Regions from separate parts of the Homo sapiens genome. Here region 2 is linked to region 1. The links are chromatin contacts, found by Hi-C or POLR2A ChIA-PET in ENCODE. All regions are on one chromosome and are shown on one strand. The core of a region is the stretch at or near the end of the contact, and the rest is flanking DNA. Distances in the headings are between cores, read along the strand shown. Region 1 holds the start of GATC (glutamyl-tRNA amidotransferase subunit C). Region 2 holds the start of CFAP251 (cilia and flagella associated protein 251).

Region 1 (7,269 bases), core at 1,321-3,820:
TCCAGCCTCAGCGACAGAGCGAGACTCTTGTCTCAATTAAAAAAAAAAAAAAAGAACCTAAGTATAAAAGAATGAAGACTTGTGGCTCACGCCTATAATCCCAGCACTTTGGGAGGCCGAGGCGGGTGGACTGTGAGGTCATGAGTTCGAGACCAGCCTGGCCAACATGGTGAAACCCCGTCTCTATTAAAAATACAAAAATTAGCTGGGCGTGGTGGCGGGCGCCTGTAGTCCCAGCTACTCGGGAGGCTGAGGCAAGAGAATCACTTGAAACCGGAAGGTGGAGGTTGCAGTGAGCTGAGATTGCACCACTGTACTCCAGCCTGGGTGGAAGAGTGAAACTCCGTCTCAAAAAAAAAAAAAAAAAAAAAGGAATGGACTTTTTTGGCCAGTGCAGTGACTCATACCTGTAATCCCAGCACTTTGGGAGGCGAAGATGGGCGGATCACTTGAGGCCAGGGGTTCGAGACCAGCCTGGTCAACATGGTGAAACCCTGTCTCTACTAAAAATGCAAAAACTAGCTGAGTGTGGTGGCGGGTGCCTGTAATCCCAGCTACTCCGGAGGCTGAGGCACAAAAATCACTTGAACCTGGAGGGTGGAGGTTGCAGTGAGCCAAGATCATGCCACTGCACTCCAGCCTGGGTGATGGGGCAGGACTCCACCTCAAAAAAAAAAAAAAACTTTCTTGAGGAAGTGGGAGGCTGAGGCAGGAGGATTGCTTGAGACCAGGAGTTTGAGACCATATGGGGCAACATGGCAAGACCCCGTTTCTACAAAAATTTTAAGTATTAGCCAGGTGTGGTGGTGCACACCTATAGTCCCAGCTATTTGGGAGGCTGAGGCAGGAGGATCTCTTGAGTCTAGAAGTTTGCGACCAGCCTGGGCAACATAGTGAGACCCCGTCCCAAAGGAAAAAGAAAATTGCAAAGTAGAGAAGACATTTGAAAGAATCAAACACGGCCAGGTGCTGTGGCTCATGCCTGTAATCCCAGTACTTTAGGAGGCTGAGATGGGTGGATCACCTTTGCTCAGGAGTCCAGACAAGCCTGGGGAACATGGCAAAATCCCGTCTCTATCAAAAATACAAAAAATTAGCCAGGCCAAGTGGCACGCGCCTGTGGTCCTGTACTTGGGAGGCTGAGATGGGAGGCTCTCTTGAGTCTGGGAGGTGGACATTACAATGAGCTGAGATCATGCCACTGCACTCTAACCTGGGTGATAGAGTGAGACTCCATCTCAAAAACAAATAAAATAAAAATTCAAGGCAGGAATAAAACAGTAACTACATAATGAGCTCACATTTTAATAAAAGAGATATAACAAATGAACAAAAGTCCATTAAAATGTTAGGGAAAAAACCCAATAGGATGAGTTACTAACTAGAAGGGGAGAAGGGATTTGGAGTGGTTAGGAGAGCCCTTTCTGAGAAGATAAGCTGAGACCTGTGCCAAGAGGGAGGCAGCCATGCAAATACTGAGAGGAAGGAAAAAAACGAAGGGCCAGTGCAGAGATCTAGAGAGGAAAAGAACTTGTCTTGCTGGAGAAGCAGTCAAGGTAGCCAAGGAGAGTACTGAGAAGAGTACGTTGGAGTGAGTAGGTAGGGACTCTATGGAGTAGGGCCTTAAAGGCGATGATTAGGCCAGGCGCGGTGGCTCACACCTGTAATCCCAGCACTTTGGGAGGCCGAGGCGGGTGGATCACGGTCAGGAGTTCAAGACCAACCTGGCCAAGATGGTGAAACCACGTCTCTACTAAAAATACAAAAAAAATAAGCCGGGCCTGGTGGCAGTCGCCTGTAATCCCAGCTACTCGGGAGGCTGAGGCAGAGAATTGCTTGAACACGGGAGGCGGAGGTTGCAGTGAGCCGAGATCGAGCCACTGCACTCCAGCCTAGGCAACACAGCGAGACTCCGTCTCAAAAAAAAAAAAACAAAACAAACAAACAAAAAAAAAAACAAAGGCAGTGATTAGCAGTTCGGGTTTTGTTTCCACTTACACTAGCGAGAGCATCAGTAATGAACAAGGGGAAGAGTGAAGCCACTGACTCGCGAGGTGACTGTGGGCAAGTTCCTGAATCTTGCTAACACTCTTTAACCCCCTGGAAAACTGTTCGCTAATCGTCACATTAAACGGCTGCGAACGGGCCACGGTCAAGGCTTCGGGGCTGCAGCCGCGAGTTTACCTGTCCTCCAGGACCGATTCCATGGGCTCCACCCCGTCTGTGTCCACGGCGCGTAGCCGGTCGGCGAAGGCGATAGCTTTCTCCAGTCGCGCCACTGCCTCGCGGCTGCCGAAGTCCACAAGCGCTAGACGCTCCAGGTGCTCGATCACCGCAGCCGTGATCCGGCCACTGCCCTGGAGGAGGGATGAGGCGGGGAGTGTGGGTCACCGGCGCTCCGAAGTGCCTCCCGGCTTGCTCCGCCACCCGCCTAGATGGCCCTGGCCTTTACCTGAGGATCCGCCTTGGAGGTGAAGCCCTGGCGCCCGCCCAGAGGGGCCCGAAGGCCCAGCCACACCAACCGCGACCACATTTCTTCCTTCCTTGGCCCCCGCAGTGCGCCCGCGCGTAACGCCGAGCGACGCGCCTGAGAGTGATGACATCAGAGTGCGCCGTCGTCGCCGCCGCCACCACTGTCGCCATGAACAGTGTGGGGGAGGCATGCACGGACATGAAGCGCGAGTACGACCAGTGCTTCAATCGCTGGTTCGCCGAGAAATTTCTCAAGGGGGACAGCTCCGGGGACCCGTGCACCGACCTCTTCAAGCGCTACCAGCAGTGTGTTCAGGTGAGCCCTCCCGCCTCTGTTCCCAGGCCCTGCATTCTCGGCGCTGTGTCCCACCACACTCATCGTATTTTACGGGGATTGGGACTGGACTGGAAGGGTGGAGAAAAGTCGCAGTGAGGCCAGTGGCAGGAGCTCGCTCCCCTACCATCACCACCGAGGCCACTTGGGTGTCTCTCCGAATGACAAATATTGGGGCAGTGCTTTTCAAGAAGCACAGTCACATCCTTTGGTTCATTTGGTGTTCACCCTAAACTCGCAAGGTGGGCATAGTTACTCATATTTTATACATAAAAAACTAACACCCAGAAATAGGAAGTGATTAATCCGAGTTCACTAGCATCAGGTTTCCTTGGTTCTTTCGCAGGTGGTGCACTTTTCCACTATTACTGCTGGGGTCTGGGCGGGATTATACTTCAGAATTCAGACTGGAGGGTCACATTTTTTTGTTGTTATAAACCCTTCGTTAGCCTGTTTCTCTCTCTTGACCAGTCCCCGCAACTGCAGCCAGGAAATGTTTATTCTGGCCCAATGGATGTGGAACTGCTTTGAATTGTTAAGAACAGCACCGGGCAAAGCACTTCCAATAAGTTAACCCAACACATCCTCACAGCAATTCCCCGAGGTAGTTGCTGTCTTCATCCCATTTACAGTTAGTCACATAGCCAGTAAGTCCTGGAACCCAGATTTGAACCTAAGTCTTTCACTAACACAAAGTGATGATTATTTTTCAAATTTCACTTAATTTTAACGGTTCCCTCACAACTCCTTTTCCAGTCTCCCTCAGGTCTTACACTTGATTTATTCATTATGGTACTTCTGGTTTTTATTTATTTTTGAGGCAGAGTCTCACTCTGTCTCCCAGCCTGGAGTGCAATGGCACAATCTCAGCTCACTGCAACCTCCGCCTCCCAGGTTCAAGCTATTCTCATGCCTCAGCCACCCGAGTAGCTGGGCTTACAGGCATGCGCCACCATGCCCAGCTAATTTTTGTATTTTTAGTATAAACAGGGTCTCGCCATGTTGGCCAGGTTGGTCTCTAACTTCTGGCCTCAAGTGATCCACCTGCCTTGGTCTCCCAAAATGCTGCGATTATAGGCGTGAGCCACCACACCTGACCGGTACTTGTTTTTTAAAAAGTATGTGGTTTGAATCATGGTTATAAGTCTTTATAATCAGCTTGATTTTACTTTTGTACTGTCATATTTTATTTACAAAGCTTGCAACTTAAGCTTCATGTAGGTCTTTATAATGTGTTTTCTCCTCCTACCAGAAAGCAATAAAGGAGAAAGAGATTCCTATTGAAGGACTGGAGTTCATGGGCCATGGCAAAGAAAAGCCTGAAAATTCTTCTTGACCTTGACAGTCACCTTGAAGGATTTCGCAAGTCCAGAAATTGAGGACTCTGGATTTTTGTCAACTAACTCTGTGAACATAGCCATCAGATTTGATGAGGAACTTAGGAGAGAGGAGTTTTATTTCCTCCTTCGATGTTTTCCTCTCAGTTGTAAAAGATGAACTCTTTGAGATGATTTCTCACCTGCTGTGGTATCTTGCAGGAACTGTGTGCTAAAATTGAACAATTTTTTTGAGATTATGGTTGCAATACTTGGCGTGGAATCAGCTTTACATAAATATACCTTGTATGCAAACGATGATAAACTAGTCAGGATGAGCAGAGCTGCCTGACCTCTTGATTTCTGCTGCAAAAGACATATACACTGTACTGGGGTCACTATTTATGAAAGCAATTGGTTAGGACCTCTTTTTTTCCTCTCAGGGAACTAATGCTCTGAAAAGGGATCTGGGCACAACAGTTTCAGTGAGTGCTTTTGAGCACACTTTTATTTTTATATAGTAACTAATGGTTAAGATTGATGGTGGCCTGGATTAGCAAAGAGGAAGACAGCTTTTAACACAGTTCCCTGCCTTCACAAGAGGTGTCAGATTAAGATGTGAAAGCTGCAAGAATGTTGCAGTGAACACCATTTCAGAGCTCTCAGTGTGCAGTTCAGGAATTAAGATACTTGGAATAGCTGTGGAGGAAGAACCTAAATTGCAAAGATCTGCTATTGCCAGCTCTCAACCCAAGTCAGTGAATTGTCAACCTGCATATCCTAAAAATGTCAAAATGCTGCATCTGGTTAAATGTCGGGGTAGGGGGGAAGCTGAAGGTGCTCGCTTCATTTGCCTTGTTTACTCATCCTGCCCTGTAATGTCTGTAATCCTGAAGATGGAATAAATTGTAACATTTAGTTTCTATCATTATTTGCCTCTGGAACTCAGTGCATTTTATGGAACTATTACCCTGTTACCCTACAAACCTCATATATACAGTGGGGAGAGTTTTGTGTTTTGTAACTTAAAGGTGAAGAAAAAGTGACTTGTCTTAAGCTAGGTGGTACAGTATGGCAATCAGAAACCTCACATTTTTTTTTTTTGAGACAGTCTGGTTCTGTCACCCAGGCTGGAGTGCAGTGGCGCAATCTTGTCTTACTGCAAACTCCACCTCCTGGGTTCCAATGATTCTCCTGCCTCAGTCTCCCAAGTAGCTGGGATTACAGGCATGCATCACCATGCCCAGCTAGTTTTTGTATTTTTAGTAGAGATGGGGTTTCACCATGTTGGCTGGTCTTGAACTCTTGACCTCCCGAAGTGCTGGGATTACAGGCATGAGCCACCGCACCCAGCCAAAACCTCACTGATTTCTAAAATTTCCACAATAGGCTATACAAATACACTACGGTACCAAAAAAGGATCAGGAGAGCACTTACTTACCTCAGAATGTCACGTAATCCCCACAATTAATTGAGTAATTTGGTTTTATTAGATACCCAAAGTAGTATGAAACTTGAATTACAGGCCGGGTATGGTGGCTCATGCCTGTAGTCTTAACACTTTGGGAAGCTGGGATGGGCGGATCACTTGAGCTCAGGAATTTGAGACCAGCCTGGGCAACATAGCGAAACCCTGTCTCTACAAAAAAATTAGCTGGGTATGGTGGTGTGTGCCTGTAGTCCCAGCTACTCTAAAGGCTGAGGTGGGAGAATTACCTGAGCCTGAGAGGTGGAGACTGCAGTGAGCTGTGATTGTACCACTGCACTCCAGGCTGGGTGACACAGCAAGACCCTGTCTGAAAAATAAACCAAGAAACTTGATTTATAGAAGGCCCTAATTCTATTGTCTTTTCTCCACTTTACCAATTGCTACATCATATTTAATGTGACTTGTCCTTAATGTCATTTCAAAACATTCTTCATTTATATTTTATGACTGGCTAGGGTCCATTATCCAAGGATTATAAAAGATGTTTGGAACCCAGCCAAGGGAGGCCAGGCAGCAAGCTGAAGTATAATGCATCTGTCCTAAACTCAGACTGGCCACAACCAAAACAGCTCTATAGGGACTCAGAAGTGCAGGCTGTAATATTACAAAATGGCAAAGACAATGAGATTCTCTATTCCGTTAATTATTACAAAATGGCAAAGACAATGAGATTCTCTATTCCGTACTGTATATGCCTTACTTTTGCGTTACCAGTTTAATGTAATATAATATGAAATACCTTGTTGCCTCTTGAACCTTACCACGAAAGTGTTCCTTTGAGCCTTAAGAATAAACCAGCTGGCTGGGCGCGGTGGCTCACGCCAGTAATCCCAGCACTTTGGGAGACTGAGGTGGGCAGATCACCTGAGGTTGGGAGTTTGAGACTAGCCTGACCAACATGGAGAAACCCCATCTCTACTTAAAATACAAAAAATTAGCCAGGTGTGGTGGCACATGCCTGTAATCACAGCTACTCAGGAGGGTGAGGCAGGAGAATTGCTTGAACCTGGGAGGTGGAGGTTGTGGTGAGCCAAGATCATGCCATTGCACTCCAGCCTGGGCAACAAAAGCGAAACTCTGTCTCAAAAAATAAAATAAAATAAAATAAACCAGCTCTGGCCAGGCACAGTGGCTCAGACCTGTAATCCTAGCACTTTGGGAGGCTGAGGTGGGCAGATCACCTGAGGTTAGGAGTTCAAGACCAGCCTGGCCAACATGTGAAACCTTGTCTCTACTAAAAATACAAAAAAGTAGCCGGGCGTAGTGGCGGGCGCCTGTAGTCCCAGCTACTTGGGAGGCTGAGGCAGGAGAATGGCGTGAACCCGGGAGGTGGAGCTTGCAGTGAGCCGAGGTCCCGCCACTGCACTCCAGCCTGGGCGACAGAGCGAGACTCCATCTCAAAAAAAAAAAAAAAAAAAAAAAAATAATAATAATAATAATAATAATAATTGCCCTCTCAGAGTGGTTTTGTAACTACTACTACTACCATTTACTATCCATTAAAGCAGGATAGTTTTAATTCCACAGAAAAGCCAATAAGCAGAAATGTGTCACGCTCCCTTTGTTTCTCTTAAGATTTCTGACCCTACCAGCCCTGAAGGAGATTACCTCAAAGTAAGAACTTGACACATTCGAGGCCAGGCACGGTGGCTCACGC
Region 2 (7,269 bases), core at 1,802-4,301, 1.5 Mb before region 1:
GTGTCTCCAAACGGATCATGGACGCTGTGACTTCTTGGGGCTCTACTGTGGTTTCTTCCTGTATTCCTGAAGCCTCCTTCTCTTGGACTTCTCCAGCCTTTTCCTCAGTTTCTTCCATGACAATCTTTTTGTCCTCCTTCCCCTCCTCCTCCCCTTCCTCCTCGCCCGTTTTCCTCTCCTCCTCCTGAGACTCTCTCCATGCTATTGTGTCATCTTTTGATTCCTGTTGTGGATCTTCTACTTCTTTATAATTTGGATTAGGTTCCTCCTCTTCTTTCATTTCTGTTTCTCCATTTTCTCCTGTTGCTTCTCGGGGAGCTTCTGCTGCATCTGACATTCTTCTCTGTAGAGTTTCCTCTAGAGAGATTTTGACCATAATAACCAGCTGGCCCTCAGCTTCCCATTTCCATCTCCTAGTGCACTAACCTACTGATGAAATGTGCATAAATGGCTCTGTTCCCTTTCCATAGGAATAAAAAGAATGTCATGTTTCTGACCAGGCACGGTGGCTCATGCCTGTAATCCCAGCACTATGGGAGGCCAATGCAGATGGATCACCTGAGGTCAGGAGTTTGAGACCAGCCTGGCCAACATGATGAAACCCCGTTTCTACTAAAAATACAAAAATTAGCTGGGTGTGGTGGCAGGCGCCTGTAATCCCAGCTACTTGGGAGGCTGAGGCAGGAGAATCGCTTGAACCTGGGAGGCAGAGGTTGCAGTGAGCCAAGATCATACCATTGCACTCCAGCCTGGGTAACAAGAGCAAAGTTCTGTCTCAAAAATAAAAACAAAAAAAGAATGTCATATTTCTGGCCAGGCACAGTGGCTCACGCCTGTAATCCCAACACTTTGGGAGGCTGAGGCGGGAGGATCAGTTGAGGTCAGGAGTTTGAGACCAGCCTGGCCAACATGGTGAAACCCCATCTCTACTAAAAATACAAAAAGTTGGCCGGGCGTGGTGGCTCACGCCTGTAATCCCAGCACTTTGGGAGGCTGACGCGGGTGGATCACGAGGTCAGGAGATCGAGACCATCCTGGCTAACACGGTGAAACCCCGTCTCTACTAAAAATACAAAAAATTAGCCGGGCTTGGCGGTGGGCGCCTGTAGTCCCAGCTACTCGGGAGGCTGAGGCAGGAGAATGGTGTGAACCCGGGAGGCGGAGCTTGCAGTGAGCCGAGATCGTGCCACTGCACTCCAGCCTGGGCAACACAGCGAGACTCCGTCTCAAAAAAAAAAAAAAAATACAAAAAGCCTGGTGTGGTGGTGGTGCCTGTAATCTGAGCTACTCAGAAGGCCGAGGCAGGAGAATAGCTTGAATCTGGGAGGCGGAGGTTGCAGCGAGCCAAGATCATGCCACTGCAGTCCAGCCTGGGCAACAGAGCGAGACCCTCTCTCAAAAAAAAAAAAAAAAAAAAAAAGTCACATTTGTGGGAAACCTTTTTTTTTTTTTTCTCTTGAGACAGAGTTTTGTTCTTGTTGCCCAGGCTGGAGTGCAGTGGCACGATCTTGGCTCACTGCAATTACTGCCTCCAGGGTTCAAGCTATTCTCCTGCCTCAGCCTCCCGAGCAGCTGGGATTACAGGCGTCTGCCACCACACCCAGCTAATTTTTGTATTTTTTCAATGGAGGCAGGGTTTCACCATTTTGGCCAGTCTGGTCTTAAACTCCTGACCTCAAGTGATCCGCCCGCCTTGGCTTCCCAAAGTGCTGGGATTACAGGCGTGAGCCATCACGCGCAGCTGGGAAATCTTAAAGTATATGTATTTGTGGCCCAGATCTTAAAAATACTGATCCAGGGCCTGTCAACTTTCTGGGAATAAACACCTTGTAGCCTTTTTACTCATTTAAAATATATTTATATTCCCACAGGCAGCAAAATGCATAACCCACATATTAGCAACAATTCTAGAAACAGGAATACGAGAAGAAGCAGGGTAGCCTAGTGGTTAAAAGCAAGGGCCTTGCTGTCAGCTTGTCCTAGCATTGAATCCCATTTCCACCACGTACTTGCTCTGTGACCTTGGGCAAGTCACTTTACCCCTCAGAGTCTGCATTTTCTCATGGGCAAAATGAAAAGAATAATCCTAAATTCTAGGGTTGTTGTAGAGAAGTGATAACATATATAAAATGCTCATCACAATTCTGGCACATACAGCTTGAAAAAATGGTAGCAGTTGTTATTATTTGAGAGAAAAGCAACCCTAATGTGCAAAGAAATGAACAGTTTGAAAGCCTTCTGGCATATTCTCCATTTATTCCTTACAACAAACAAGAGTTTGAACTAGGAAAACAATAAGGATGGATACTTTATCCCTAAAGAGTTGGACCCCGAACAAAAAAAATCCCTACATTTTCAGTGACATTAGAATAAGAGAACTCAACACTTTGAAAATAAAGTCCCAGAGAGTACAGAGTAGAAAAGGTATTTCTATTTCTTAATTTCTTTCTCAGCACTAAATGTATCAGCTCCTCAAATTCATCTCTGGTAAAAAAAAAATAATAATAATAATAATAAATAAATAATGAATGGATAAATGAGTTTGAGGCTCTGAGAGGTGAAGTGACTTATTCAAGATGACACCGCTAGTAAGAACGAGATTTCTCTGGCACTTAGTTTCTCCAGCTGAAAAATCACTGCTCTGAATCAAGTCTAGGGCTCTCACCACCGAGCCTCTTTTGACTGAGCCCAACTTCGCCGGCGCGTCTGGACAGCCGGGTTCGAGCCGCAGGGGTTTGGGGCAGGGGTGCCAGGTGCGTGGCTCTGCGAGGGGATTAAAGCCCAGGTGCGGCCTCTGCCTCCAACTCAGGTCTCCCTGGGGCCGCCCCAGGCCCCACAAGGGCCAGGTCGGGTGAGCGCCCCCCAAGGGGCACCAGACCCCGCCAGGTCGGGGGCCCCCTCGCCAGGGCCGCGTGGCCTCCGCCCCGGACTTACAGAGAGCACCCACCCCGGTCTTCAAAAGGCCAGAGTCGTCCCGCCGCCTGGACCCCTCAGCCACCTCCCGGGCCTCCTTCCAGCGGCCGCCACCTTCTCCACCAGCTCCCTAGTTCTGGTTGCCACCCAAGCTCCGTCCCCATGGCAACCGCCACCGCCGGAAGCGACAGGCCCTAAAGCGACAGGGCAGGGCGGTGGTCACGTGCCAGGAAACGGTGACGAGCGTGCCCGACGTGCCTCCTGCCGGTCGCTGGCGGCATAGACTTTCCTCGCTTTTCTGTCCTTCCTCCGCTCGCACGATCCCACCTTTTCACATGGTCCCGTCCCCTAAGAAGCTGCAGCGGCCAATACTGCCAATTTTTACTTTCCGCAACCTTGGCAAGATGGGGTGGAGAAGTATGAACTCGGATACAATGCTCTTTTCCAAAAGCAAACTGAATTTCCAGGTCTCATGGATGCAGCACACAACCGTCCTGCCTGCCTCCTCACCGGGCACCGCGTGTTGCAGACAATTCCAGCTGGCTGGGGGCAGATATGACACAGGGTGCACCAGCTTGCGGTTCTCAGCACAAAGCGTTTCCGCAAAACCGGTCTGGCTATATCTATTAGGATCATTCCACGTCAAAGTGGCTCTCCACTAACATCTCATGGAAGACGGCAACAGGTGGCCACACGGGTTTCCACTGGGACCCCTGCAGGAAACCAGCCAGAGCCACTGAGGCAGAAGGCTCTCTGCTGCTGTCATTTTAGGAGAATGTGAATAATTCTCCCCGCCCACACTGCCATGCCCCAGTGATGGTAAATTGATTAATATGCATACATCTTAAAATAAAAAAGAAAGGATAAACTGGGCAAGCTGTGTTTATTATAGTCTGAGACTTTATAAAAGAGACTGGAAAATACGTGGAATTAGAACATGCAATTTAAACAGCAAACATTGGTAAACACAGCATGTCTGTGGCTACCAGAGGGGAATACGTATGGCTGTCAGGTCAAATAGAGTTTGAGGGAATTCGCCCAATAGGAAGGCTTTGGAATTGAGTGTGAGAACCTGTGGCTGGAAGCACACAGCAATACCAATCCCATCAAGGCAAGCTGGTATCTGTATCCAACCACAGCAAAACCAGTCCCAAGGAACACAGGGCTTGCCTGGCAGAACTGCCAAAACAGAAAGCGGTGTGCAAGAACTGGGGAAATGAACACTGATACCATGGAGAGGAAAAAATAATTCAAAGTATTGGCAGGAATCCCTGAGAACCATTTTACCATCTTAAAAGAGACAAAAAATAAAAGGGAGGAAGAATAAGCATTTTCAAGAGGTCTGATCTACTCGTTCCTATCCATACCTCAGCGGTTTACAAAATAGCGCTGATCTCAGGGCATAGCCAGGAGGTTCAATTATAAAAAGTCAAACTAGCAGTGGGCTGGGCGCAGTGGCTCACGCCTGTGATCCCAGCACTTTAGGAGGCCAAGGCAGGAGGACTGCTTGAGCCCAGGAGTTCGAGACCAACCTGGTCAACACAGGGAGACCCTGTCTCTACAAAAAATAAATTAGCTATGCATGGTGGTGCACGCCTGTGGTCCCAGATACTTGGGCGGCTGAGGCAGTGCCCACAGCGTCAAGGCTTCAGTGAACCTTGATCACGACACTGCACTCCAGCCTGGGTGACAAAGCAAGACCTTGTCTCCAGAAAACAAAAACAAAAACACACAAAAACGGAGGGGTTCTTACTAGCGAAGTGAAAGGAGCTTGCTGCCCTCTGGTGGGTTCCTAAAGAGGAAGCTGACAGGACACCACGCTGGGCCACCTGGGAAGCCTCCAGGCTTTCCCTGTTCTCCAAAGGGAGCTACTATGGCCCTGACAGCCCAGCTGCTGAGGAAGCACAGTACTTAACCATTTCCGTATCCACAGCAGCAAGGCCTCAGTGCAAAGAAATATGTTGGTCAAAGCCTGACTTTGCAATTGCTAGCCTGTTTTGCCCAACTTTCTATGAAGCTCTTCTGACCCCATCTGAGCTTTGGTTTGGGAGGGTCATAAGAAATTCAGCTGGGGTGACAACAGGGTCATATCAGCACTGTAAAACTCTTTATTAAAAATAATAATAATAATCACACCAGTACCTGCCAGAATAACTTCCGCCCACTTGCCCACAATCCAGGGAATTCCTATTTAGGGCCGTGGCCTAATTTGTGAAAGAGGCCAAGCCTAAGTTTTTAAGAATGCCTTAATCCAGGGAGATTACACTGGTGGGCCACAGTACTGCCACCACACAGAAGTTCAGGTTACAAGCCTCTTCCAGATCCTTATGCTTCAGGGAGAGAAGACAAGTTGGAAATCCCTAGACCCAAGTCCAGGGCAAGGGAAGATGCTTTCCTGTTACTGTTCCCCAGGGACAATCATCTTTGCAGAGGAATAATGTTGCAGCTGGAAGAAAGAAGAAAAGGAATGGCGTAAGTTTGGAGGCTCCCTTCAGGAAGGTCAGAGGCTGAGCCCTTCTGACCTTTTCACCAATGTTCTTTCATTCTTTTAAAGCAAATGCCTAGTGCATGAATGAACTGGAGAGACTCCCAGGAGAGACTCTGGGGCTCCCTCTGCTTCTAGAGCTGTAGTCTCGTTCCTACCACGAGGATTTATCTGCAGTTTCCATGCAAACTGGGGATTCCCATTATTCCCCAATGTCTCCCCAGCCTTCCCCTCCAGCTTCATGTTTAACAAACACTCAAATGATGCCCCAGTGAGAATGAACAGAAACAGATACTTTACCCCAGCAGTCCTTTTCCTGCCCAGCGTGTTGGAACAAGTCTAAGCTGGTGTTTTTCCCCCCTGCGGATCACTGTCACATTCAGGGGCTTCTGAAAAGAAAATAAGCTCATTTCGTGTTCAGCCTCGTTAGTACTCAGAGATGCAGGCTAAAATGCTGAGATCCCATTTTTTGCCTATCAAATTGGTAAAGATTTACATTTGCAGCATAATCCTGTGGTTGGCGAGAGGGTGGGGAACGTGGCACTGCACTCTCAGGGCAGCCAGGGTGCTGACCTCAGTACCATCTTCCTCAAAAAACACGTGTCCCACCACCAACGATCTTTAAAAGGTACATCCAAGGTACATAGTACACAATTGCAAGATGACATACAAATTACAAGACATACAAATGCCTGTAATCCCAGCACTCTACAAAAAGTATAAAAATTAGCGAGACATACAAATGAAATGTTCATTCCAGGACTGTGTAGAAATTCAAAAACTGAAAACACCAGAAATGTCCATCAATAGGTATTGTTCAAATACAGTACAGAGAATGAAGGGTTTTAGTCAAAACAAACCAAAACCCCACCAAAGTATGAACCTATTTGATAATATTTTCTTTCTTTTTTTTTTTTTTTGAGACACAGTCTCACTCTGTCACCCAGGCTGGAGTGCAGTGGCACAATCTTGGCTCACTGCAACCTCTGCTTCCCAGGTTCTAGCAATTCTCATGCCCCAGCCTCCTGAGTAGCTGGGACTACAGGTGCCCGCCACCACACCCGCCTAATTTTAGTATTTTTAGTAGAGACAGGGTTTCGCCATGTTGGCCAGGCTGGTCTCAGAACTCCTGATCTCAGGTGATCCACCCACCTCAGCCTCCCAAAGTGCTGGGATTACAGGTGTGAGCCACCGTGCCCGGCCGATAATATTTTCTAAAAGGACACCTGTGTTGCTCTAGTGTGCGAAGTTTTCTGGAAGAACATGGAAAAACTTGTTAAGAGTGGTTACTTCCAGAGAGGACTAGTCCTTTGGAAAAAGAAGATGTTTACTTTTATATATTTCCATATCATTAATTTTTTAACCATGCGTATGTATTGCTTTATTTTTCTGAGACAGAGTCTTGCTCTGTTGCCCAGGCTGGAGTGTAGTGGTGCAATCTCAGCTCACCGCAACCTCAGCCTCCTAGGTTCAAGCAATTCTCGTGCCTCAGCCTCCTGAGTAGCTGGGACTACAGGCATGCAGCACCATGCTCAGCTAATGTTTCTGTATATTTAGTAGAGACAGGGTTTCACCATACTGGCCAGCCTGGTCTCAAACTCCTGGGCTCAAGTGATCTGCCCACCTCAGCATCCCAAAGTGCTGGGATTTTGGGCATGTGCCACCACACCTGGCATGTATGTATTACTTTCTTTTTTTTGAGATGGGTTCTCTGTCGCGCAGGCTGGAGTACAGTGGCACAATCTCGGCTCACTGCAACCTCCGCCTCCCCGGTTCAAGCAATTCTCCTGCCTCAGCCTCCTGAGCAACTGGGATTACAGGCACGTGCCACCATGCCCAGATAATTTTTGTATTTTTAATAGAGATGGGGT

The links. Hi-C counts contacts between places; a loop is a spot of excess contacts on that map. ChIA-PET counts read pairs that join two places held with the same protein, here RNA polymerase II (POLR2A).
Region 2: a loop to region 1 is called in a map of breast epithelium, with 24 times the contacts of the local background. The contact joins the promoter of CFAP251 here to the promoter of GATC in region 1. A Hi-C loop is called at or near these places in 1 of 168 maps with a recorded cell type or tissue (breast epithelium). POLR2A ChIA-PET finds 5 or more read pairs at or near these places in 2 of 52 experiments (GM10248 and Panc1).

Annotation. Positions count from the first base shown.
Region 1 is chr12:120,441,745-120,449,013 of GRCh38, reverse strand. It overlaps GATC (glutamyl-tRNA amidotransferase subunit C), which reads right to left and starts at 2,570. Exons shown (of 4, transcript NM_176818.3): 1 at 2,453-2,570; 2 at 2,185-2,357. The coding sequence starts at 2,533. TRIAP1 (TP53 regulated inhibitor of apoptosis 1) reads left to right here and starts at 2,630. Exons shown (of 2, transcript NM_016399.3): 1 at 2,630-2,788; 2 at 4,059-5,050. The coding sequence starts at 2,642. The coding sequence ends at 4,142. RefSeq lists enhancers at 1,755-2,600, 2,434-2,728, 2,326-2,875, 2,090-3,289, 2,601-3,448.
Region 2 is chr12:121,914,374-121,921,642 of GRCh38, reverse strand. CFAP251 (cilia and flagella associated protein 251) reads right to left here and starts at 3,051. Exons shown (of 22, transcript NM_144668.6): 1 at 2,948-3,051; 2 at 1-357. The coding sequence starts at 337. PSMD9 (proteasome 26S subunit, non-ATPase 9) reads right to left here. Exons shown (of 6, transcript NM_002813.7): 5 at 5,699-5,787; 6 at 3,346-5,359. The coding sequence ends at 5,332. RefSeq lists a silencer at 2,773-2,922.